Linked DNA regions of Homo sapiens: regions 2 and 3 are each linked to region 1. The links are chromatin loops, found by intact Hi-C in ENCODE. Cell type or tissue: gastrocnemius medialis. All regions are shown on one strand.

The links. Peaks named below come from ENCODE experiments on the same cell type or tissue, not always from the same donor. Only the 100,000 strongest peaks of a DNase experiment are listed, where the experiment ranks them.
Region 2: a loop joins it to region 1, with 4 times the contacts of the local background. A loop is called at or near these places in 2 of 110 quality-filtered maps.
Region 3: it touches region 1 in a loop (5-fold over the local background); 4 of 110 quality-filtered maps call a loop at or near these places.

The regions. Positions count from the first base shown.
Region 1 is chr1:232,314,611-232,322,610 of GRCh38, forward strand. No RefSeq gene overlaps it. Among named protein-coding and RNA genes, the nearest start is that of SIPA1L2, 310 kb to the right of the region's middle. In gastrocnemius medialis, no CTCF peak of the experiment used is centred here; DNase peaks (open chromatin) are centred at 4,681 and 5,129; H3K4me3 peaks cover 479 bases; H3K27ac peaks cover 301 bases.
Region 2 is chr1:232,474,565-232,482,564 of GRCh38, forward strand. SIPA1L2 (signal induced proliferation associated 1 like 2) reads right to left here. Exons shown (of 23, transcript NM_020808.5): 7 at 5,063-5,166. Among named protein-coding and RNA genes, the nearest start is that of SIPA1L2, 150 kb to the right of the region's middle. RefSeq lists an enhancer at 31-200 and a silencer at 3,766-3,968. In gastrocnemius medialis, no CTCF peak of the experiment used is centred here; a DNase peak (open chromatin) is centred at 3,337; H3K27ac peaks cover 757 bases.
Region 3 is chr1:232,554,082-232,562,081 of GRCh38, forward strand. All of the region lies in intron 2 of SIPA1L2 (signal induced proliferation associated 1 like 2), which reads right to left. Among named protein-coding and RNA genes, the nearest start is that of SIPA1L2, 72 kb to the right of the region's middle. RefSeq lists a silencer at 1,202-1,496 and an enhancer at 1,802-2,373. In gastrocnemius medialis, no CTCF peak of the experiment used is centred here; no DNase peak of the experiment used is centred here.

The DNA of each region.
Region 1 (8,000 bases):
AAAACAAGATTGGCAGAGCAATAGAAGAGAACCAGGACTTGGAAGAAGCAGGAGGCAGAGAGGTGCTTGATCCTGATTTTAATAAAAAAGAGAGAGAGATTTCCCAAGACTAGAGAGGAGTGAGGCATGTGGATGACAGAACAATGATATGCCCACCTTCTGCCTTCCAGGGGGTGACACCTCAAAGAAAGAATTGGCAAAAATGGGATCATAAGGACAGTGGTTCCTGGCTTCTCCCAAGATTCTATATTCAAAAAGGAACCTGAACTTGAGAGCAGAGGGTGGGAAGGACAATGGCTCCACCAGCAGTTACTTGGCTGAGCAGATGGTAATGACCAGGGGCCACCATCAGCGCATTGGCTCATCATGTGGGCTCAGAACCTTAAAAAGACCCTGAGGGACTTTATGTCCCAAATAGAGTATGTGAGATGGAATTACAAACTACTGAGAGGCTAATTTATTCACAAATAAAGAAATGTGCTATTTCGCATACACCTGGATTTGTGGAGTGAGAGTCACCTTTGCCATGTCCACTATGTACAAGGCAATGTGTTAATGTTTTCAGTTCACTATCTTATTGAATCTTCCCAGCAGTACTGTAAATTCTGTTCTATAATTATTCTGACTCCATAGATAAGGAAACTGAAGAGCAGAAAAATCAAGTAAGTTTTTATGGGCTCAAACTAAAACATGGGAGAGCATGAAGTTGAACCCAGATAAGCTAATGTCAGATCCCTGTTTCTCAACCACCATGCCATTCTGGTCCTGATGATTTAAAGCCTTTATCCAAATAATGCAGGCAAAATAAGAGGAAATAATAACCAAAATTCATATGTGCACACACACACACACACACGAACACACACAAAACTTCAGTAATTGTACTATCCTCTTTTTTTCTGGAATTTGGTGGGATGTTTCTGTACCTCCTAGGAAATGGCCCAGTCCACCGTTTGTCTTGACCTGGCCTAGAAAGAGGTAACCAGGGAAATGACAACAATAATAATGGCAGACTTGCAGGTAAAAGAAGGTGTAACAATCCCAGCACTTTGGGAGGCCGAGGCGGGAGGATCATGAGATCAGGAGATCGAGACCATCCTGGCTAACACAGTGAAAGACCATCTCTACTAAAACTACAAAAATTAGCCGAGCATTATGGCACGTGCCTGTAGTCCCAGCTACTCAGGAGGCTGAGGCAGGAGAATCACTTGAATCCAGGAGTTGGAGGTTGCAGTGAGCTGAGATTGCACCACTGCACTACAGCCTGGACAACAGAGTGAGACTCCGACTCAGAAAAAAAAAAAAAAAAAAGAAGGTCTAACAAGGAAAACAATGAGAAATGATCATTCATTTCCTCTGCTAATACTTAGGAATAGGTTAATGGCAGTCAGTTGGAATCTCTTTTAGTGAATAAGAAAATAATGGAAAGGAGTAAAGGAAAAGAGTGCAGGATAAAAAAGAATAATGAAGGCCGGGCCTGGTGGCTCACGCCTGTGATCCTAGCAGTTTGGGAGGCCAAGGTGGGTGGATTGCCTGAGCTCAGGAGTTCCAGACCAGCCTGGGCAACACAGTGAAACCCTGTCTCTACTAAAATACAAAAAATTAGCCAGGCATGGTGGTGTGTGCCTGTAGTCCTAGCTACTCGGGAGGCTGAGGCAGGAGAATTGTTGAACCTGGGAGGGGAGGTTGCAGTGAGCTATAATTGCGCCACTGCACTCCAGTCCAGCCTGGATGACAGAGCAAGACTCTGTCTCTAAAACAAAAAAAGAAGAAGAAGAATAATGAGAATAAAGGTAGAGCAGAAAGGGTGAAAAAGAATTGGTGGAGAAGATAAAGCCCAGAGGGTGAACAAAAAGCAAAGGGCAGACTGCAAGGATCGGACTATGCTTCCCAGCCATCTAGCCCTAGGAAATCCTATTAGACAGCAAAAAATGAGATTATTGTATTTTTACTTTGCCACAGTATGCAAATGACTCCATTTAGCTGTTAAACATGTTGTTATTGAATTCTGAGAAATTCCCTTCATAAGATGTAATATTTTTGTGACAATATTGTCAGCAATGCCAGATTGCTTTTCTATTTTGGTTAAGCTTTTATCTGAGTCTAGTATATGTCATCTACTCCCAGATTCCAAATAATTGCTTTTATGCAATTTTTGTGTAAGCAAGAAATAATAACATGCTTAGAAATGTGAGAAATGTGTTAACCTTCCCATTATTTTTCAGGGCCCAGGAGAATTAGAGGGTGGGCCACAATAGGGAATGTAATTATTTCTCATGATGAATTTTTATGTATGTTAATATCCTTGAGAGCCCACATATCTGTTATTAACCACATTCATTTGTTTTGTTCCAGTCTTTGTGTCCCATGTTTTTAGTCCTACTTTTAGAGGCTTTTTGCATAACTGACAAAGACTTTTAAAACCTGTAAACAAAGGATTGTGAAATCACATTTTCTATCTCTGACACATTTATTCTTTCTTGGTGGCATCACTGTAATTCTGACTATAATTTAAAAAGAAACTGGACCCTCAAGACATCTTTGCAATCCCTGACACTATCATGACAATGCTTGTGGTTTCTGTAAATTTTTATTGATTTAGATGACTTTTCTGATAGAGAAAACTTCTCACCCATCCAGGATCAATCAGTGAGAAATAAAGAGGGAAGCAAATATGATAAATGTTTTGCATGATTCATTAGTCACAAAGCACATCTGCCCAGATCAGAACCATTTCACAGTCTGCTATATCTAGCTACTGAGTCCTGGACAATGACTACTGGGTTAGAAACAATAGTGACTTTCTTAAGAATAAGAAAGTCTAGTCATCTAATCAGCAACAACAGTAGTGTGATGGTTAATTTTATGTGTCAACTTGGCTAGCCCTAGTTGGTACCTGGTCAATCATTATCTGGTGGTATCTGGTCAATCATTATCTATGTGTTACTGTGAAGGTATTTTTTAGATGTGATTAACACTAAATCAGTAGACTTTGAGTAAAGCAGTTACCCTCCATAATGTGGATGGACCTAATCCAATCAGTTGAAGGTCTTAATGGAAAAAAGACTCACTTCCCCCCAGGAATTTTGCCAGCCTTTGGACTGGAACTGCAACATCAACTCTTCCCTAGGTCTCCGGCCTTCAGATCTACCCTGAAGATTTTGGACTTGCCGGCCTCCACAATCTCTGTCAATCATTCTCTCTTTCTCTCTTTCTATGAGTGTGTGTGTGTTTATGTGTATTTAAAAATCAAAATAATATAGAAATATGCACACATACATCCTATTGATTCTGCTTCTCTGATGAACTCTGTGATTGCTATAGGTAGGTAGCTAGGACCTACTTCCCAATTATTAACCTTCAATTGGCCAGGCTTTTTCTACCCTAGCTGGCTCATTGCTGGTAGCAAGGTTTAGCCAGACAACCAAAGAGTAGATGGAGAAACCACATTCTAACACCATTTTCCTGATTAACAGAGATTAACAGGTTCTTTACTTTCACATCAATAGAGATGCCTAGGTAAATGAAGATCTCCAAGGAGTCACTTAAGATAACTCTTGTTATAAGTAAGACCACTCTGGAACACCCCACAAGCATCCATTTTAAAGATTTTCAGCAGAACGGATGACCTCAAATCAGACAGAAACATTGAGGCAAATAAGGACCGACAAAGGCCTCTAGATTGATATAAACTAAGTCATTGGAGGATGTATCAGTTAGTTTTTGCTGTGTAACAAACCACCCCAAAATGTAGGAACTTAAGTTTTTTATTATTATTCCCAAGTCTATGGGTTCACTGGGCAGTTTTGCAGTCAGCCATTGGGTTGGCTGGGTGCTCTTGGTCTGAGATTGGTTACCAAATGTCTAGTAGTTGATGCTGGCTGCCCATTGCTCTCCAGGGTGCCTGGGCCACAAGTCTCTCACCATCCAAACACCAAGGGCTTTGTAAAGGTTTTGCTTTCTTTCAGCCAAAGTATTCAATGTTTGCATGCAAGGGAAAAAATATCACCTAAATCCCAAGCACACACATTGTTTTATGCCAGCTGATCTGATGGAGAGGGAGCAAAGGTCTCTTCTGTTTCCTTAGGCCATGGATTTAAAATAAATCAGGCAATACAGAATGCTCCTTTGTACTTGGTAAATTATTTATAATGGCAATTGACTAGAAAATATAGCCACAGACTTGGAAATAATAATTTTAAAAAGAGTTTATGTGACTCTATTAGGGAAATGGTGTGCTAATCCAGGTTTTGTTATCATTTCAGCCTGATGGCAGATTGTCCATGAAATCTTTCTAGATTCATGGAGGGAGAAGCTTTGAGGAAATGAATTCAGGAATCTAACGCAAAGAAAAGAAAGCGGCATAAACTTTCCCCCACCCCAGACCTGACATGAAACCCTAGGCGATCCCTCCTTCTCAAATGTTCATACCATGTGCCCTGAGTTATTTACCTAACAATGGTCATTCTTCTAATAACAGATCCTGGGATTCCTGAAACCATGCTTTCTCTCAGTGCTGTTGTCTCTGGGCACATACGCTGTTGAGATGGCGACATCACACACCCTTGAAATAGCAGTTGCACAAAGCAAACGTTTGCCCCAAGCATGTCAGACTTTTGACAGGCTGCAACATGATAAGTTACCAGACGTGTTCCCACAGGAGCCTGCGTGAATTGATTGCAACCAGACTCACCCGATGACAAGTGACAGACAGCGGATAATGCAGGGAGGTCAGGTGGGCTGCCAGGCCCAGGGCCAATTGCTCCCTGGAGCCCATCAACAAGGGACAGGACTCGGCAGGACCAGGCCGGCAGCCATCCTGGTTGGCTTCCAGCGGGTACAAGGAGAAATTGCAGCTGGCAGAAGCGCAGACTCCTGGTGCCACTCCAACACAGTGAGGGTAGAGGAAGGTGAGAGGAGGGTGTTACTCTTTAAAAGAACTCAGATTGCATATGAAATGCATCTCTTTCTTCTTGCTTTTGATCCCAAAATGAAAAGAGCTTAATCTCCTATCTGAAAAGAAGCTTTTCCTATGCTCTGCTGACACGAACAAACCATCAATCATTGCCTGGATTTCCTGAACCTCTCAGTACAGAGGCTTCCAGGCCAAGAAGGGTTGAGAAAGGCCTCCTTCCAGCTGAGGACAGTGAAGTGTGGTAGGAAGCAGGAGTCTCCCAGAAAGGGCATACCCTGTCTGATCCCTCCCTCTGACAACCTGCTCCACAAAATGATGTGGGGAGAGAGGGGTCATGGCTCAGACTCTGGGAAAACAGTGGCTTAGAAATTGATAAGTATTCAGACTGGACTTGGTTCCGAAACTGATTAAGCCAAACATCCTTTTCCCAGCTCTTCTGACTTCTCACTGCTGTTTCAAAGACCGCTCTTGGCACAGCAATGGGCAATTTCTCTCTTGTAAAACAGACCATAAAAAATGAAAGCACCAGATTTAAGGGGCACACAAACATGCACACACACACACACAAACACACACACATGCACACATATAAATACACACACATGCACGCATAAATACATACACATGCATGCATACAAATACACACAAAACCACAGCTAAAATCCTTTGTAATCCCAACCCAGCTATTTAAGTCATTCAGAACCTGGCTTGGAAAAGAGAGAGAGAGAGAGAGAGAGAGAGAGAGAGAGAGAGAGATGATAAAGTAGAAAGGTCTGAATAGGTTGAGTTACTCAGCATTCTGAATTTCAAAGCAACCTCTTACTTCCCAGGCTCCTGTCAATGTGCTGACACCGTGTATAATTTCAGACCTAAAACAGAGCTCTGTTCTTCTTTATCAGACTTTGGCCCTAAAGGCAATTTTGTCACCTCCCAGTACCATAATAAATTTAATGGGTTGTTGAATTACCTTCATGTGCCTGGGGCTTTGGCAGCATAGCTGTCTATAGCTGTCTTTTTATAACTTTTTATAAGGATAAAGTGCTGACTCTTTGTCCTTAGACAAACTTCAGATTCCATTGTGATTGACTGGTGGAATCAATGAGACATGAGATCAGGGAGTGGTTCTTGGGGTTCTTTTCCCTCTGAGAAAGCCATCTGACAGAAATAATCTTTGAGCCCCTAAAAGGTCAAGTTCCTATCGGACTCCTAATCTGGTCGACCCCTTGGGCTTGGCAGCAGAGTATGTAAGCAATGGCTGTGGCCAAGGTCTGAGCAGAATTGTGTTCCAGGTGGACAGTTCCTCCTTCCCCACCATGGTCTTCTGTCTCCACTTTCCAGTTGGGATGGGAGTAGCTTTAGCTTCTAGATCTGGAAGTTCATGTCGCCACCTTCTCTGGGCCACACCCTACCTGCTGGCTGCCACACCCATGTGCATGTGCCCCCTCCTCCAGCCCCAGAACCCCAACCCTCACCTGTACCCCAAAACCCCATGCTCGTGGAGACCTCAGTTTTAGATGAGTGGGGCTGGCTTAATCAAGCTGTTGGAAAAATCCAAAGAGAAGGACTAGTGAAGTCTTTCTCAGCCAAAGGTTGATTTTGAAGGAATCAATACAATCATCAATATTTTCACAAGGCCACTTTATCCTCCTTTTGGGGATTCCTCCAGAATGATTGTTGTTATTCATCTGTGTAAAAAGCTTTTTTTATTCACAAGTTCTTTGCATTCAACATACACTAAATTCTTTTATTATTCAGAAGGGTCAGGAGATGGAGTCAAATATGCTGCTTTAATGGCTCTCAAACTCTGATGTCTATAAGAATCACCTGGGGAGCTTGACTCTAATTGAGATTGCTGTGCCGTGACCTTAAAAGTTCTTATTCAGAAGGTCTGAAATTGGAATCGAGAATCTGCTGTTTTATAAGCTTGCCAGGAGATTCTGAGGTTGGTGGTCTAAGTAGCATGGCTTTTGTTAATAGTTTACCATTTGCAGCTAGTCTATTTTGACAGAATTATAATGCTTTCAAAATGGTCAAGGAAACCTAATAGAAGTACAGCTGACACATGAATAACACAGGTTTGAATGGCACGGGTCCACTTCTACGTGGGTTTTCTTCTGCCTCTGCTGCCCTTGAAACAGCAAGACAGACCCCTCCTCTTCCACCTCCTCCTCCTCAGCCTACTCAACATGGAGACAATGAGGACAAAGACCTTTATGATGATCCACTTCCACTTAATGAATAGGAAATACATTTTCTCTTCTTTATGATTTTCTTAATAGCATTTTCCTTTTTTGCATCATATAATATATACAACATACAAAATAGGAATAGGAAATACATTTTCCTTCTTTATGATTTTCTTAACCGGATTTTCCTTTTTCACAGTATATAATATATACAACATACAAAATATGTGTTAATTGACTCTTGACTATGTTATCAGTAAGGCTTCCAGTCAACAGAAGGTTATTAGTAGTTAAGTTTTTGGGGAGTAAAAAGTTATATGTAAATTTTTGACTGTGTGAGAAGTTGGCGCCTCTAAGCCCCGCATTGCTCAAGGTTCAACTATATAATTTTAAATGGCTTCGAGTCTGACGATCTGAGAATTCTGTTCTATATGCTTCTTCTGAAAGCTTTAGGATTTCTGCAGTGTGAAGTACCAAGTGATGGTCTCCTGTGGACCTTCGTGTGCCACAGCACCACCACATACGTGATGTTCATATGGAAGACCCTGTGAGCAGCTGGTTGGTGGGAGGCCCTAGTGGCTGGCTCGACACAACCCGGGTCATTGTGCCAATAGCAGAACTCATACCTCATCTTGCATGGCCACTCAGCCACACCTGTCCCAGAGACTCCACCCTTCACCTGCACTTGTCCTTGCAGACAGTCCTTGAGTCACAAAGAAAGCACTGGAAGAATCAGATAAGAAAATTATGGAATGATTGTTTGCAGAATCTGTGTTGACTTAGAGCAAGTTGCAAATGGGAGACATAAGGAGCAGAAGCAGGCAGGCCATGCTGAGAACAGAGAAAGCCAGGGCTTGTTTGATCTCCTTGGTTCACTGCTTGCCTGATATCCTGTAAAT
Region 2 (8,000 bases), 160 kb after region 1:
TGTCATTAGCAGCAATTTATTGTGTATTTCAAAGCAGCTGCAAAAAAATTTGAAATGTTCTCAACACAAAGATAAGTGTTTGTGGTAACAGATATGCCAATTACTCTGATGTGATCAATACACATTGTATGCAGGTATCAAAATACAGCGTGTAACCCCAAAATATGTACAACTATTATATATCAGTAAAAAAAAAAATTTTAACGAGAGGAAAAAACTCAAAAAGCAAACTGAGAAGAAAAAAGCCAGGAAGTGAAAATAAGTATCAGACAGCACACTTGGGTGAAAAATGAAAGCTGAATTAGACAGTATCTGCTAGCCTCTATGTATATGGGTTCATTTGTTAAATTATTATTTTAAACCCAGTAAGACAGAAACAAACTGTTTTGCACCCAATGCTGGGGGAAAGCAGGCTGTACAACATGAAAGAGAACAGCCGGGATATGATTCAGAAGCTCATAAGAGTCAGAGAAGAGGAAGGTCATCTGCAGGTCTCCAGAGAAGGTCTTTAGAAAGAAGCAAATCCATATTCTCTAAACGCACACAAGTTCTCAGTCCTGGTCCTTGAGTTTGAATCTAAATCCTGTTACTAAAAAGGGGGCTGACAAAGACTCCTCTGACATGACTGATCCCTTCCTACCTCTCCGACCTCATCACCTGCTCCTTACCATATAGACAGCGTCTTGTCCCTCCTACAGAACAACTGGTTCCCACCCAAGGAACTTTGCAGTTCCTAATCTCTTGCCTGGAAAGCTCCTCCCCTTCACCCAGAGGGTTGGCTTTTCCTCTTTTAGGGAGATGGCCCTAATTTTGCACTTATACATACATATGCATGTACATAAACACACATATCCCCTCATATAAACTATACTCAAGAGTTTGCACCAGTAGTTAGAATTATGCCTTGATTTTTAAGAGGCGTATAGAGTTTCCTACGGAAAAAGTTAATGTAGAAAAGCATTCTAAATAATAACTAAGGAAGGGCAACATATACACCTTACCACATAAATACAAAAGAAAGAAAAGTCTCACCCACCTCCTGCAAAAAAGTGAATGTTAGTGAACTGTTCTCATTTCTGATGGGCAAGAACAGGATATTACATTTAATTAATGTTTGAAGGATTTCTCACTGATTTATCATTTCATATAATTATGATATTTTACCAATAACAAGAGCAAATGTACAAACGAATTAAGAAATATTGAACACTTTGCAAAGGAAGAAACAAAATAATCTAAGAATGCAGATCTTTAATGACTTCATAACAAAGTAAAGATGATAACAGGATTATGAAGATATAAATGTCTCTTTCTTCTTTCTGTCACTAGGCAATACCAACCCTCACTCTAAGTAACAATCTTTGTGATATAGTATAAGTATATGCTCCTACTTAGGGTCTGGGAATAAAGCTACTCATGGAAAGCTAAGTAAGCATTTTATCCTTCCAAAATATTCTATAGTATTATGTATAGGTGAACCCAAGTATAGGCAGGACCCAAGGCTCATCGCACTTAGTGAGGTAGGTTGTTCCAGTATTTACATGAGTCCTTAGCAACACCAACTAGGGACTTAAGGAAGTACACAAACTCTTTAAGGCAGGAGCTTACAATCAGTCTATCCACTATGGAGAAAAGGGCTCCAGGCTTAGCCCAAATACAACATCATTACCTCTTTGGTGTCAAGCCCATTACTAGAGGAAGACCAGTATCCTTTAATTAGCATCTCAGAAACCTAGGGGCTTGGTCTTACTCATTAGATACCTCCACGAGGCGTCAGGTACCCCTTCCCAACACAGCAGCTAAAATGTTACGCATACATTAAAAAATAGGTTACTGTGTGCCAGGCACTGAGGCACCTCTACTTTATATGACTACTTTGAAGAAAGAATTTCGTTGCCAAAGTGAAGTTTAAAGCTAATTTGTGAAGCTCTTCCCACTGATGACATCCCACGATGGCTTAACCATGACTTGTCTCCAGGGCAAGCAGAAGGAAAGCACACAGGGGAAGACAGCCCTGGAAAAAGTGGATGGACTGCCAGACAGATGCAGAGAGACTTGCAGGACTTAACTTTTGAAGAGAGAAAATAACTCCAAGAGCAGGGTTTCTTATCATTCTTTTGGTCTGGTGAGTTTTTCTACGCAAGAGTCAGAGACCATTCCAAAGATTAAAGCTCTTTTGCAACTGTGGTAAACTCTCTGAAGACTTTTAATACATCTTGGAATTGGCATCCAGCTTGATTTATTACAAGAAGGAACACAAGAAATTAGATCTGATGTGGACGAGTCTGGACCAGTTAAATGGTCACCAACTGTAGTGTAAGAAGCCAAGGTTACAGGCACAATTCATGTAGGGGCCAGTTAACTTTGCTAAGTCCTGTGGCTTCAAATTGCACTCATGAACCCAGCTGGTCATTTCAGACATTTCTACCTTTGGTATTAACATAATTTGTGGGCATGGATGGTGAGGGTGAGAGAAATGGAGTCAATACAACTCATTAACAAATTTGGAAAACACATGTCCCCAGATTGCAAGTGGCATTATTTATCCACAAACAGAACATTCTGATGACAACCTGTGATTGCAAAATATTAAATGTCAAAAAATAATTTTCTGAAATAATTGATAAATTTAGTCTCTCACTTTCTTAACCATTCAGAGTCTTAGTTTTTCATAATAGATCTTTAGGACTGGAGACAGGAAAATAAAATGCAAATTAGGTCATCCAAAATATGACTGGCTCTATATCTAATGAATTATAAAACAGTAACAACTAAAACTTAGTTCCATGCCTGGAACTATTTTAAGTGCTTTACATGCATTAATTTGCCTAATTCTCTATCTCCTAAGAAAGGTTCACTCATTCATTCATTATTCATTCAACAAATGTTTGTTGACTTCTTACCATGTTCTGGATACTGTTCTGGGCACACAGGGACACTTCAGGGAACAAAACAGATACAAATCCCAGCTTTCTCGAGTTTGGAATGTATAGCCTCAACTTACAGGGACTTTTCTTTTACTTTCCAGTTGGGGAAGTTTAACACACACACATCCTCCTCTATCCCCCAGTTGCATCTACATTTTCACTGCTTTGCTGTCCTGATTTTTGCGCATACAATTTTTTCAAGGCTAGTTTCAGTGAAATGAAGTCAGGTACATAAAACTCGAATGCCTACAGATTTTGATTACGCTTCAATGAAAGGGGGTGGGAAAGCCAGTTTTGAGTTGTGGTAAAAGCAAAGACTTCAAATCTCTGGAGGTTGCCACATGTGAAATGCCAGGGCCAATTCAGCCTGAAGTCCAATGACTCAAGTAATCAGGGAACTGGAAAGGCTTTGTGGTTTGAATACTCGATGACGGGGGTCAAAAGTCACTGGCTCTATTTCTGCTAACGTACTGACAGATTTTCTTGGCTTGAGTAACCCCTATCAGTTTTCTGAGCAACAACTCCCACAGAGTTTAATTACTGAATGATTCACAAGTATTTGCTGGACAACTGTCCTGGTCTAAATTAAGCCTCTTAAGATCCAGTGAATCTGCTCGGCATTATTGCAAATAAATTCTTGAGAGCTAAAATCCCTTAGGTTAAAATATACATAAATACATACATGTGATCTAGTGATTTTAAGTCTATGCTTAAAAATACACAGATGTGTAATACAGAGATAGATTTTTTGAAGGTGGTAGGAAGAACTATGATTATTAGAAAACACTAGAAAATTCAGAAAGGACAAGGGATTGAGATAAGTATGAGATGGAAAATGGCAAGAAAATCCAGCTAGCAGTTACCATGAGAAGAGACTGGGGGTCAGAGGCCTGCTTTCTCATCCTAGCTGGAGGATCTGAGGCTAAGGGGCTTCTTCCAACTAGTGATGGGAGAAGGGGAGGTAGTTGGCTGGTTTCCTCTTTGGGAAAAAATGCAGAATTAGACTAAATTTATATACTTTTATGAGTCTTTTTTAAAAAGGAAAAATTCTCTGTGACAATTAAATTTCACTCATTTGACAAATACCTATTGAGCTATTCCTATGTAGTCCTTGGTGCTTTAATATATTTAGAGCAAAGGAGTATCAGTTAAGTGACATTCAGAGAACTGTCTCCTAAATGTGAAAACAAACTTTAACTCTGGATTTAACCTAAATACAATCAAATCCCTAAAATTAAATTATGTCAATGAATCAGTTATAAGATCCTAGTAATTCACAAACCTTTCTGTAAACAAATATTCAGAAACTCAAGCAGTAACATTCTTCAAAAAATCTTCAGCTTAACATGGGCAGAGCCCAGAAGATTCTAAACAAGATGTGAAATGGAGCCTTAGCTATCCCATAGATCGTCTATCCCAAACGTAGGTCCTTTCCTATCTCAAGTGATCCTCCAAGTCTTCTCAAGCTCACAGTAGACAAAGCATTTCAACTATTTCTAGCGTAAGATAAAAATGGCCATAATTTCTAGTAATCTTTGCAAAAAAAACTTGCTTGACTCAAAGTTATACCAAAAAGTAAATTATTTTACAATGATTTATGCATCATTCAAGTTTTCAAAGGTTCTTAATTCTTACTGAGTGGCTGTAGTCAAAGCATGATGCACTCTGATTTTTTTCTCTTTAAAAAGGTCAAGAAATTTTGGCCAATAAATCCATTTAAAACAACAAAAACGAAATGGAGAGGAACAGCTGAAAATAGCACCAGTAACAACTGCAAACAGTATTCTCTATAAATAAGCTATTTACCCACACACAAAAACCGAAGTCAGGTCAACACGGTTGGCCTTTTCGTAATTAACATATAGTTGAGACAAGTTTCTCCTGAGAAAAGATTTTGCTTAGCAAGCAATAGATCTGAGTGCAGAAGAGTTTCTAAGTTTTATACGAAAAAAGTGCAACAATACGCCCTTTAAAGCCCAAATACTTCCAAATGATCAAAGAGTCAAAGATGATTAATGCTATTCAAGAAAAACCCTCACTGATTCTTTGCAAGTTCTACATGCATCAATATCATCAGTGGGCCCACCTCAGATTTCATACTCAGCGTAAAAAGCTCCAGGCTGGGGAGGACATACCTGTTGTCTGTTGTTGGGCATGTAGGGAAGCAGGGTTGACACGTGGAACATGAGTTCGTAGTCTTTGTATGTGGTATAGAGAGAGTGCGTGCCCGTGGAATCAGCTGAAAACAAAGATGAATTACAGAAGCAAGGTAAGCTGCTACAAAATTAGTGCTTCGATATTTAAAAGGTTACTGTTGCAAAAACAAAAAACAAAAAACACCAAGCTCTACCCAACCAGTATCTGGATGCTGCCCATCCAGCTTTCATCAAGCACTGTTTCTACCACTCCCGCTCCAGGACTGTGGACTGAGAGGCTCCTTTCCTTCCCCACCGCTTTCTACTGCACCTTTAGTTTCCTCGCTTTTCTTCTCTGTTCTTGCCCTCACAGTGTGGATTTAGGTGATCCACTGAAAGCGAAGTGTTTTTGCCACCAAGTGCACAGGTGAGCAGTGGAGAAGAGAAGCTGGTCCAGGTCTGGGTGCAATTATCTGAAGGGCGTGACAAACTGGCAGATGGCCTGGCCGCATCTGTGTGTGTGTGTGCGTGTGTGTGTGTGTGTGTGTGTGTGTGTGTGTGTGTGTTTTTACAGTTAATTCTTAGTTATTCTTGGCACTTGATCTTCCAGAACCCAGAAAAATGAAATAGGATTGATTGAATATGGAAATGAGAACAAAAAATGTTATTTTGAATATGTCTTTCCCTGAATGTAATTAATTTTTTTCTTTCAACAGGAAGTACATTGATACATCCCATGAATGAAGAATATGGAGAATGAATGTGATCACTTACAGAATATTATCCAGTGACATATATGTTAAAAAACTATGACATTTGAACCCCTATTAATCATAAAACTGTTCATCTTTTGAAAAGGAGAATGATTCTTTGTAAATTCAAACTCCATCTGTATTATCAATAAGAGTATCTCAGATTGAGTTTCACACATTGAAACTAACCTGCTGACTATAAAATAGTTAAGTAATTTTGGAGTAAAGTTCTGAATGACTTTTTGCACATGGATAATGAAGACAAAAAGATATACAAAAAGGAAAATGTAAATGGAATTCAATTTCTTTGTCAATTCTTGATCTATACAGTCTTATTTCTCTACTTTTTAAGCAACAAGAAACAGTGTTGTTAACATCATTTATTCCATTGTGTTTGTTGGGGAAACCTCTAAGTAGTCATTTTAAGTTAATCTTTTTTTAATCTAAAAATCTAAATTTTTACTTTAAAAACACGAAAACATTCAACCTTCACGGACTTATTATATTCTTTCTGAACCCTGTAGTATGTCTTTCTAATATTCATATCCAATTCAGAAACAGACCTGAAAACTCTTTAGAAAAAATATCCTATAGAGTTCTTAGATGCTCCAAAAGACATTCATAAAAGGCATTTTCATGAATAAGGCGAATACTTAGTGTTTACATATAGTTACCAATAAATTAATTTACAGATGGAGAGAATATTCATCCAAAAAGTTATATATAAATCAGCCCCGCCAAAAAAAAATTCCTTTTAACTATTTATTAAACACATATATGTTATTTTCAAAGGACTTCTTAGAAAGTAACATTCCATTTTAATTCTCTTGGCTCGGAACCTTGACAGTGAACGTGGCTCTGGATGTGAGCAAGCACAGTTTACAGTCTCAGGGCAGGATGGATGCTCCTTCAATGAATAATGGACTCACTGATGACAAAACCAAAGGCTGGATGATGAGAAGGCCTGGTATGTTCAATGACACCCATCACAACACTGCTGTCAGGGTGGTTCAAATTCGGAAAGAGAAATGCTGACTGATATTAGGTTTCAGATTTAGGAAATTGCAAGGAAGAAAGAAAGATGCATTGCGGGGGGGAAAAGTACTTCTTAAAATGTGATAATAATATGTCTTTCTCAAGCCATACTAAAAGAGGAATTTCTAAAATTAAATATTCTGAAAGTTTTTATGTCAAACATCAGCAAGGTAATGGAGAATGTAGACTAACAAGGCTTGTTGTTCTGGGGTTTGCTATAAATATTTCTATTCAAAAAGGGATACAGGCTATCAATTTTATCATTCTCTGCACCTAGCTCAATAAAGGCTTTTCATGGCTGGGATTCTGTACTCTGCTCTAGTTAACAGAGCACCTTAGTGGCTCAAATCCCCTATGTTCCTATCCCATTTCATTTTGTGTTCAAGAGAGAAAACCCATTTCAGAGCTGAAAGGGAAATCCCAGATATTCTAGCCCAACATCCTGAACTTTCCTTGTGAGGAATCTGAGGCCCAGATTTGACCTAAGTCTTCTAACCAGAACTAAAGTCCCCCAAATTCTAGAAGGAAGATTTTTGTCTGTTCCTCGAAAGACATAATTTTTATCTGACCATTCTCCCATACCTAATTCTTACATATCTCCTCTCTACTAAAAGAATGTCAGACTTCCTTGCCATCTCACAGAATGCCTTGCTCATAAAAATAACTTACAGATTTATTATTAAAGTCAACATATCAAACTCTAGTTGTTACGTTCTCATCTCCTTGAGCTAAGGTGCTTAATACTACATCTGCAATGTATCAAGGATAAGGCCTCTGTCATCAAAATGCAAAGCCAATGTGAATTCTACATGTAGGAAAATACTTGGATTATCTACGTTGTAGTTTTACAGGTGACACAGATCAGAAATTCTTTAAATGTTTTCTCAGTCCAATTCACTGAAGAGAGACAACACACAATCACAGTAATAAGAGTTCACATCAGCAGTGGTTTTCCTGGAGGGACATCCTTAAGGACAGAATATCAGCATCTCTAGGGGGTGAATGGTTGTTTGCAGAAAAGAGGAGTTTGAAAAAAAAAAAAGAAAATCAGAAAAGGTCTCATTCGTCTTTCTTAAAATATATAGATATTCATATTTTGGGTACCATGAATTATGTCTGAGGCATGGGCATTATACATATAATGTAACAGT
Region 3 (8,000 bases), 240 kb after region 1:
GTTTCAATCTCTAAAAAGTTATTTTTTCCACCAGAGTAACTATTAAGAATCAAAATGGATACATTTGGTTTTAAATTTCTATCTTCATCTCCTGTCTGTCTCTCTCAGAGATAAATGTTAACAAGCACTAGAATTATTTAAATGCAGTCATCAGAGCAAACCAGAAGAGAAGGACAAATGGAGAACAATCTATAGGAGAGACATAGCAGATCAGTGGCTGGACAGTCTGAAACTTCAATAACAGGACACAATACAAAGAAGAAGGGCTCCTACAGGAAAGGATATGGTGAAGTGGCTGTGCTAAAAGAAGGGATTATGAAATAAAATATTTACATTTAAAGTCCTAGTTTTAACAAACTTACTTTATCCAGCCTCTCAAATTCCAAAGCCTTCAACAGGAAAAGTCTTTCCACAATGCTACCCTAAAAATAGTTCCCTTTAGTCTTTCTCAGGATACCATGTAGATTTCCCTTCAGTTTGCTTTTGCAACAACACTGGTGTCACGAAGAATGAAACGACGACTTATTTTAACTAGAGAGCAATATTTATGTTATGCACACATATCTTGACACTGTCACACACGTGCTGATGTTTTCTTTCTAGAAATGGGATCTGCATCAGCCGTGTTTGGTGTGTGCCCTGGCCTTGCAGCTGTTGTGCTGGCAAGTTGGGTGTTGTTCCCAGGCATTCCACGGAGTTTCTTGGTTTAATTTTATCTAACAGGCTAAAAGGGGTACAATTATTTTTTATCAAAATAACAATAAGGAAATAACTTCCAACAATGAATTTCTAAGTGAAAGAATCTGCACATCATACATTTGTGTCTGTAATTAGCAAAATTAAATGTCCCTTTCTCTCCGTGAAGTATTTAGCTTGCTTCCTTACAATAACTGTCCATGGAATAAAAGCAAATAAACAAGAAATTGAGTTTACAAACTTATGGACATTAATTATTCAATTTTGGCAGATGCTTTTACTTTAAAATCAGTTACAATACAAACATGTGAAAAACTTCTAGGTTCTAAATCACATCACTAATCTCAGCAGTTCTGAGAAAACAAGTGACTCTTCTTTCGAACAAATGAAACCACCCAAACATTATTTATCTTTCAGCTGCACTACTCCCATGCCCAAAATTAAACAGAGAAAAGTTTTCAGACTCAACAATTCACCTCCACCGGTAATCTGAAGCCAGAGTGGGAGAGCAGGTATTTGTGGAGCCAAGTCTGAATGTAATTCTATTTACAATGCCATGCTTTGCCCCCCTAAAGCCAACCTGGAGCAGCATAACCCCACCCTGATCTTTATCACCTCCAGCTGGAGTGAGGAGTCAGGTTCCCCAAGGTGTACTTCTAACCAGAATTCCCCAAGACAGACTAACCAAATGCCTAATTAACAGAGAGAAGAACCTCCAGTTGCTCCACCATATATAGGCTCTCACTGAAGTATCACCAAGTCTAAGACAAAGCAGACAGCTGATAAACAATCCACTTTCTTCAGCCCCCTCTAAGGAAGCCTCAACAGCCAAATGTAATCTAATAATTAGCATATGTAAGAGTAAAGGTCCAGACCATGACATCAGCTTCACAGAAAAATCAGCAGATTCAAAAAAGATCCACGGAGCCTATGCAGTCTTTGGAAATTCTAAATAAATGAAAGGATGAAAGGACAGAACAGCAGGGGATAGAGAACTCTACATTCTAGGTCCTAGAAAGCACAATACAACATTTCTAAACAAAACTATTCTGCAAATTCTCTATTACAGAAAAAAATCTATCCATCACAAAGGTATTAGCTCACAAGGGTATTAACTGAAAAGTTGCTTCCCTAGCAACCTCCACATTGCAACAATGTCCTTGAATAGCATTTTGCAGAGACGGCAAGCCATAGTTAACCCAGAAGACTGTCAACAGTTCAAGGATCACCTAAACTTGGTGAGAGCCATGAAGAGCTAACACAGGATTCCTTAAAGATGACATTACTGCTAAAGATAACATGAGTGCACACATTCTGAAGTATCTGTAGCAAGAACTCAGGATCCACTAAGCTGTTTAAAGAAGTTTAATGTGTACACTGTGATAAAAGCTTACCTTTCTGTCTGTTACAAAACTTACAGAGGAATGAACTGAACTCAACTAAGCTTCTCTCATCAAGGGTTTTGCTGGCAGCCCCTGCCCCTCAAATTTACCCAACATCTATCTCATCTGTTGGCATGTCAGGTTTTCTGTTGTTGCTGCTGCTGCTGTTGCTTAAGTTAAAGATAACCAAATAATTATCTCAATTACATTTTTAAAAGAAAAAGTGAACCCAAAACTTCTTCTCTCCCTTTAGCGATAAGGTATGGCCATAGTGCAGTTTAACACACCAGCTGATAATTCTACAAATGTGCTCTGATGCTGCACAGACAAGGATGGAAACAAAATCCACGCAATTCAAAAGGCAGCTATCAATGGCACATAAACCCCGTTCAGATATGGAGAAACCAGACAGATAAGTGTGTCATCCGGGAAAAACAAACAGAGACAGAAACAAGATAAAACCAAAAGAAATTATGTGTCTTCGGGAGCTGTTATCAATCACACTTGAGAATCTTTGAACTTTGCTTTGTAAAACTAGGGATCTTATCCTCTCATACAAACAGTTAAAAAAAAAAAAAATGGAAGAGCTCCAAGGTAGTGAACACTGGGGTCAGACTGAAGTCTGCAAAAAGATAAGACAATTTACCCAGGAAAAGTTAAAGCACACTTCTTGGAAAGCTCATTTAATTTCCCTCTATTTTTTAGATTCAGATATCAAAATCTCAAGGATTTTGCAGTCTTTGAGATTTTCAGGATGGAGGCAATCCGTTGGACCAGGAGACACAGGCCAGCTCTGGGACAACAGTCAAGAATGGAGAGAGAAGCCATGTGGAAGAAATCCCACACCCAACAAAAGTAAATTTTTACCTGTGTCCCGTGAGCAAAAGAGGATTAACAAAAACTCATGAAGGCAGCTCAATAAAATACTGATAGGAGGTGAGAGGCTGACACTGCACAGCGCCTGTGTAATCCACAGTAGGTTATGGTGACAATGTTTGTGGATCCGGTCTCATTGCTATCACAAATTCAGCAGGCGTACAGGACAAATAGGAAGATATAACATACAGTGAACGCCTGCCAGGGGTTGGGCTCCATTTCTGGCATTCGCTTCTACCTAAGGCACCCCATAATGTGGTTATCAGTCTCTCTATTAAGATAAGCCATAACGGACTCTTGAGAGTTCAGGCGCTTTTCAATAGTGGAAGCCACATACAGCAGGGGTAGGTGTTTAACTTTGGTCAAAGGTTACAAAAAAACTCCTTGTGTGTTTCTTTCTATGCAAATCATTCACTATCTTAACCCCACAACACATCAGGCCCCACCAAACAATGACTTCAACCAGTCTTTCCATTCCCAGCCAGTGAGTTTCCTCTCTCACTCTTGTTAACCCAAACTCCAGGTACTTTGAAAATTCCAATATTCCAAAGAATATTTCCTCTGCAGCTACTGTGACTTCCATGTGTTCTCACTGTCTCTGGCAAGCCACAGCTCTTGCCCTATTCCGTGTTCTGAGAGACACAACCCAACATTACCATTATTTATTTACATGCTTGTCTATCCCACTAGACTGAGGATGTAGAAATCAGAGAAACCTGGTCAATGTGGTATTGTCTCACCCTGCCTAACAAGATGCCTGGCACAGTGAAGACACAAAAGATTGTCAGCTAAATGAAACATTGCCGGCATGTGCTGAGAAGTGTCAACAGGCTGAACATCCTGTACCAGCATGACACTGACTGTAACATCTCCAGTCCATAGATAAATCATACATTTAAAACACTCAGACATTATTTTTATAAGGATCATTATTCCACATCACCAAAGCAGTGTCTGTATGGAGAGTAAGCCAAAACAAAAGCCTTGCTGGAAAAAGTGACAAGTCATAGCTGCATTGTTCAAACAGAACCCTACTTGGAAAGCCAGTTGCCATAGGCTTTTATCTCACACAGTGAAACCTCCCCAGACAGCTTGAAATGAGGAGAAAAGATAACCCACTGAGATTTACACTTCAAAGAGCAAGAAGCCTCGAGGTAAGATTTGACTGTATCCTAATTAATGGCAAAACATAATTAAAGAGAGTTTTGGGCAGGAACTGGGGACATGAAAAGAGGATCCTAGAGGAAATTTTGGCATCCAGAGGAGAAGGACCCTCAGCCACTAGATGGGGAGTCCTCTCCTGGGCAGTCCTTGTCTGAAGCCATAATTGTTCAACTCACTTCTCTCCCTGGTTCTGATGGTAAATGTGCCCCACCCCCGGCCACGGTTCTGATGGCAAATGTGCCGGGCAACCTGCAGACCTCTGTCTACCTTCAGGAAGGGAATATGGCACTGAGAAAAGGCTGGCATTCAGGTTCCCATGGTGAGCATATTTAGTTTTGTACATTACTAAGTAGGCATTCTTGTCACATACTCCGCTACTGAGTTTGGTTAAAGCAACCAAGTCTGAGAGATAGATCCATTCTCAGTGCACCCCCAAACAAATTTTTTTTTTAATTTTGCCAGCTAATGAGTTATCTCCCATAAAAGTCTTCTGGAAGAACTAACTGGCATTTCTCCTGGCTGATGCATGATCCTAAATCTTCGTTTTTATGCATGTTTTCTTTAAATTTCTACACCATGTGCATCAAGTTTTATGAGGGTAATCACTTTTAGTCAATAGTAGTTTTTACCAAACAGATAACAATTTATTCAGTAAGACTCACTATCCTAGTATAAAACGATCCTCTCACCTCTCAGGGTAGAAGTGTCATGGAAACAGTTTGGTTTCACCAGTACTAAATTAATACTGCTTTTGCAGGGCTGAGGCAAAAATTTAATTTGCAAAAACCAGCCCAAGGCTACCATGATATAAAATTCACTTGATGTGTTAATTTCACACTCTAGAGTCCTCATCCCACCGGTGGGTGGGTGATCTCAATTATGTAAAGTAGAAGAATGTCTGAATTTACCCCAGCAACCCCAGACATCAGCACTCTAGGCCCAGCAGGAAGCCAGAGCTCAGCTTCCTTCCTGCCAGCCCATGGGGTAGCAGGGATTATCCTAGAAGTCAGCCAGACTGAGTAAATATTTTCACTATGCAGAGCTCAATCATAGGGCAGCAGCATCCCATTTAATAAACTTTTTCTTCTACATCTTAACACAGAAGGGATGCTTCCAATATGAACAAATAGTAACATAAACTCAATCAGCTCCAGCTAGACCCGGCATGTAGAGTGCTTTAGACTCTGCAGTCACAAGCACTAAGCCTGGGAACTGCACAGGCAGGAAGAATAAACCTCCTTTTGCCCCGGTCAGTGTTCTTGAAAAGAAATATGCCAACTCCTGTAAAATAAATACATGTTCTAGCATAAAAATACTATTTATAAAGACCATGAAATAATGAAATGTGCTTTAATAAAAGCACACCAAAATGTATATGCAGTATATCAACAGAATATAATACAAACATACATACACAGACATACCATGTATTTATAGAAAAAAGATGAAGAAAATTCTCCAAAATTTTGTTTTCATCATTGGGTGTTGACAATTGAGGAGATTTTATTTCCTTCTTTCTATACAAATACTATATATGTAATATATTACTTTTAATAGGTTACCTGTATAAAACAAAGAAGCCTTGGTTCAAAATATAAGTAAATGAAGATTAGTGTGTATTACTTTAAATAAATAAATTGCTCTATTGTTAGAGTAAGCTACAATGTTTCTACTATAGACTAATTCAATGCAGATATAAACTGACTATCTGTTCATCAAGGAAATAAAAGTTCACAAAGAGTAATAATACCTACCCATCAGCAAATCCGTCTGGAAACAAATTTCCTTCCTGTCGGTTCCCCTCAATTCATTCTTGATTTTTGATCCCTGCCTAATCTGCTCTCTCTCTCACACACAGAACTGTTGGACTTTCAGGGCCCACAAAGGAACTAACTCAGAACAGAAATAGCCCTTGGCCAGTCCTTTATTGACAGTAAAGAAACGTACTTTGTGTTTTTAAAAACAGTTTTCCCTGTGAGCTGGTGGTAGCATGGCAGCCAGCAATCCCATCTTCCTGTCCATCAGACTATTGGGATAAAATGGCTTAACCACCTCCTACCCCAAACCACATCCCCAGCTACCTGCACTACACCAAAACATTAGTAAGAAATCAGTAGTCTGGTATTAGTAATTGATTTAACCAAATAATATCACCCAAAAGAAGCTGCTATGCCCTGTTGCTCATACGCTGCACTGGTATTTAATAAGGCCCTCAGGAATAAAAAATTTAATTCAGAGTCATCTTTTTGGATCATCTGCTCATGAAGCTGAGTACTTACTAAAGATTCCTTTAATAAGGCATAATTCCTTAGATATAGGAACGTTTCCCAGTGATTGTTTAATCCTCATGGGAAGGAAAATGCTGTGTACTGGTCACCTTGCCCAGCAGGGAGGCCCTCCAGCTCTCACCTGCCTCCTCTGCATGTGGGAGGCAGGCCCAGAGGCCTCAGCCTTCATGAGCCTCAATGGCCAGACCAGGACACAGCAGCCCCAAAGCCCTGGGCCATGTACTGAGAAGTTCTAACATGAACCAGAAATCAAAGCTTCTAAGTGCATATAATTTCTCACAGTGGAACAGAATCATGAGAGGTATCACTGCTGGAAAAACGCCAAGATGTAAAACTTGGATAATAAATAAATGCAAATTATCTACTAAAGATACTGGATTTTAAGAGTCTAGATTTTCATGAAGAGGAAAAAAAAGTAAATAAAAACACTACAGTATCCTGAGCTAGAACTTTAGTAGACGTAAAAGAAGCCTTTTTCAAAGCATTAAACTTTCATTCCAATATTTATTAAGAATCTACTATGTTCCAGACAGATATATTATGACTCTTACACATTTGCTCACGTGCATAAAAAGTCATTTGGTTTAGACATTCCCACCGTCTACCAGTTCCTGGGGAGGTATACTGCAATCTCCACGTCAACTGATAAAGATAATAGAAGACAAAGTCAGTCAAACAATGTGAATTCCTAGACCTTTTTGATTAATGATACAAATGGCCACGACATCATTCTCAACTATCTTCCCAACTCCTTATCATTATATATTCTGGTAAAAGATAACAAAGTTTCAGGTAAAGTTTCAGGAAGTCAGCTTTTGATTATTTTAAATGGGTTTGCACATATGTACCTGTCACTATTTGACCAGAAGACTACATTTTGGACATTCTCATGCCAGATTCTGACTGGCCCCTGATGTGTACCTGCAATTAAGATAATTATTTCCATATACAAAACTACAAACTGGATCCCATTTTCATTACCTTTTGGGTTGGAGCTGGATACACAGATCACATGTTCATCCGATGTCCTTCTCTACCACAGGGGAGCCACACACAATGCCCACCCCTAGTAACAGGAAATGAAACACTAATGAGCCAAACAGCCATCTGCCTGTGCCCAGAATGAACAGTCCAATGAGCCTGTTGGTCCTTCCTTATTCTACAGATAGAAAACAAAAGCAGAGTACATGCTCTTTTACCTTTGACTGGCAGGCTGTCCAGAGTGACTCTGGATAAGTTACTTATCATTGCCAGGCTTTGATGGGAATGGTCTTGATGAAAGAAAATTCCGCTTTCCAGCCCCAGCTTATACCTACTGAGTCAAAATGCAGGAGCAGGAGAGAGGGATACACAGGGCAGCGTGTGGAATGCACCTGGGCATGGGTACTTCGGCAAAGGCCTCAGGTGACTCTTGATATGGAGGCTTAGCGATTACTAAACCTTTTCCAGGGCCAGAGGTAAAGAGGAGGCCATAAAGCCAACCACCTGATGGGTCCCACCGCGCCAGCTGCTCTGAGAGGCCCTGAGCGAGTAAATACGGCTTCAAATATGGATAAGTTGCTGAGACCACCAACAAATCCCCAGGAGTTTTGGA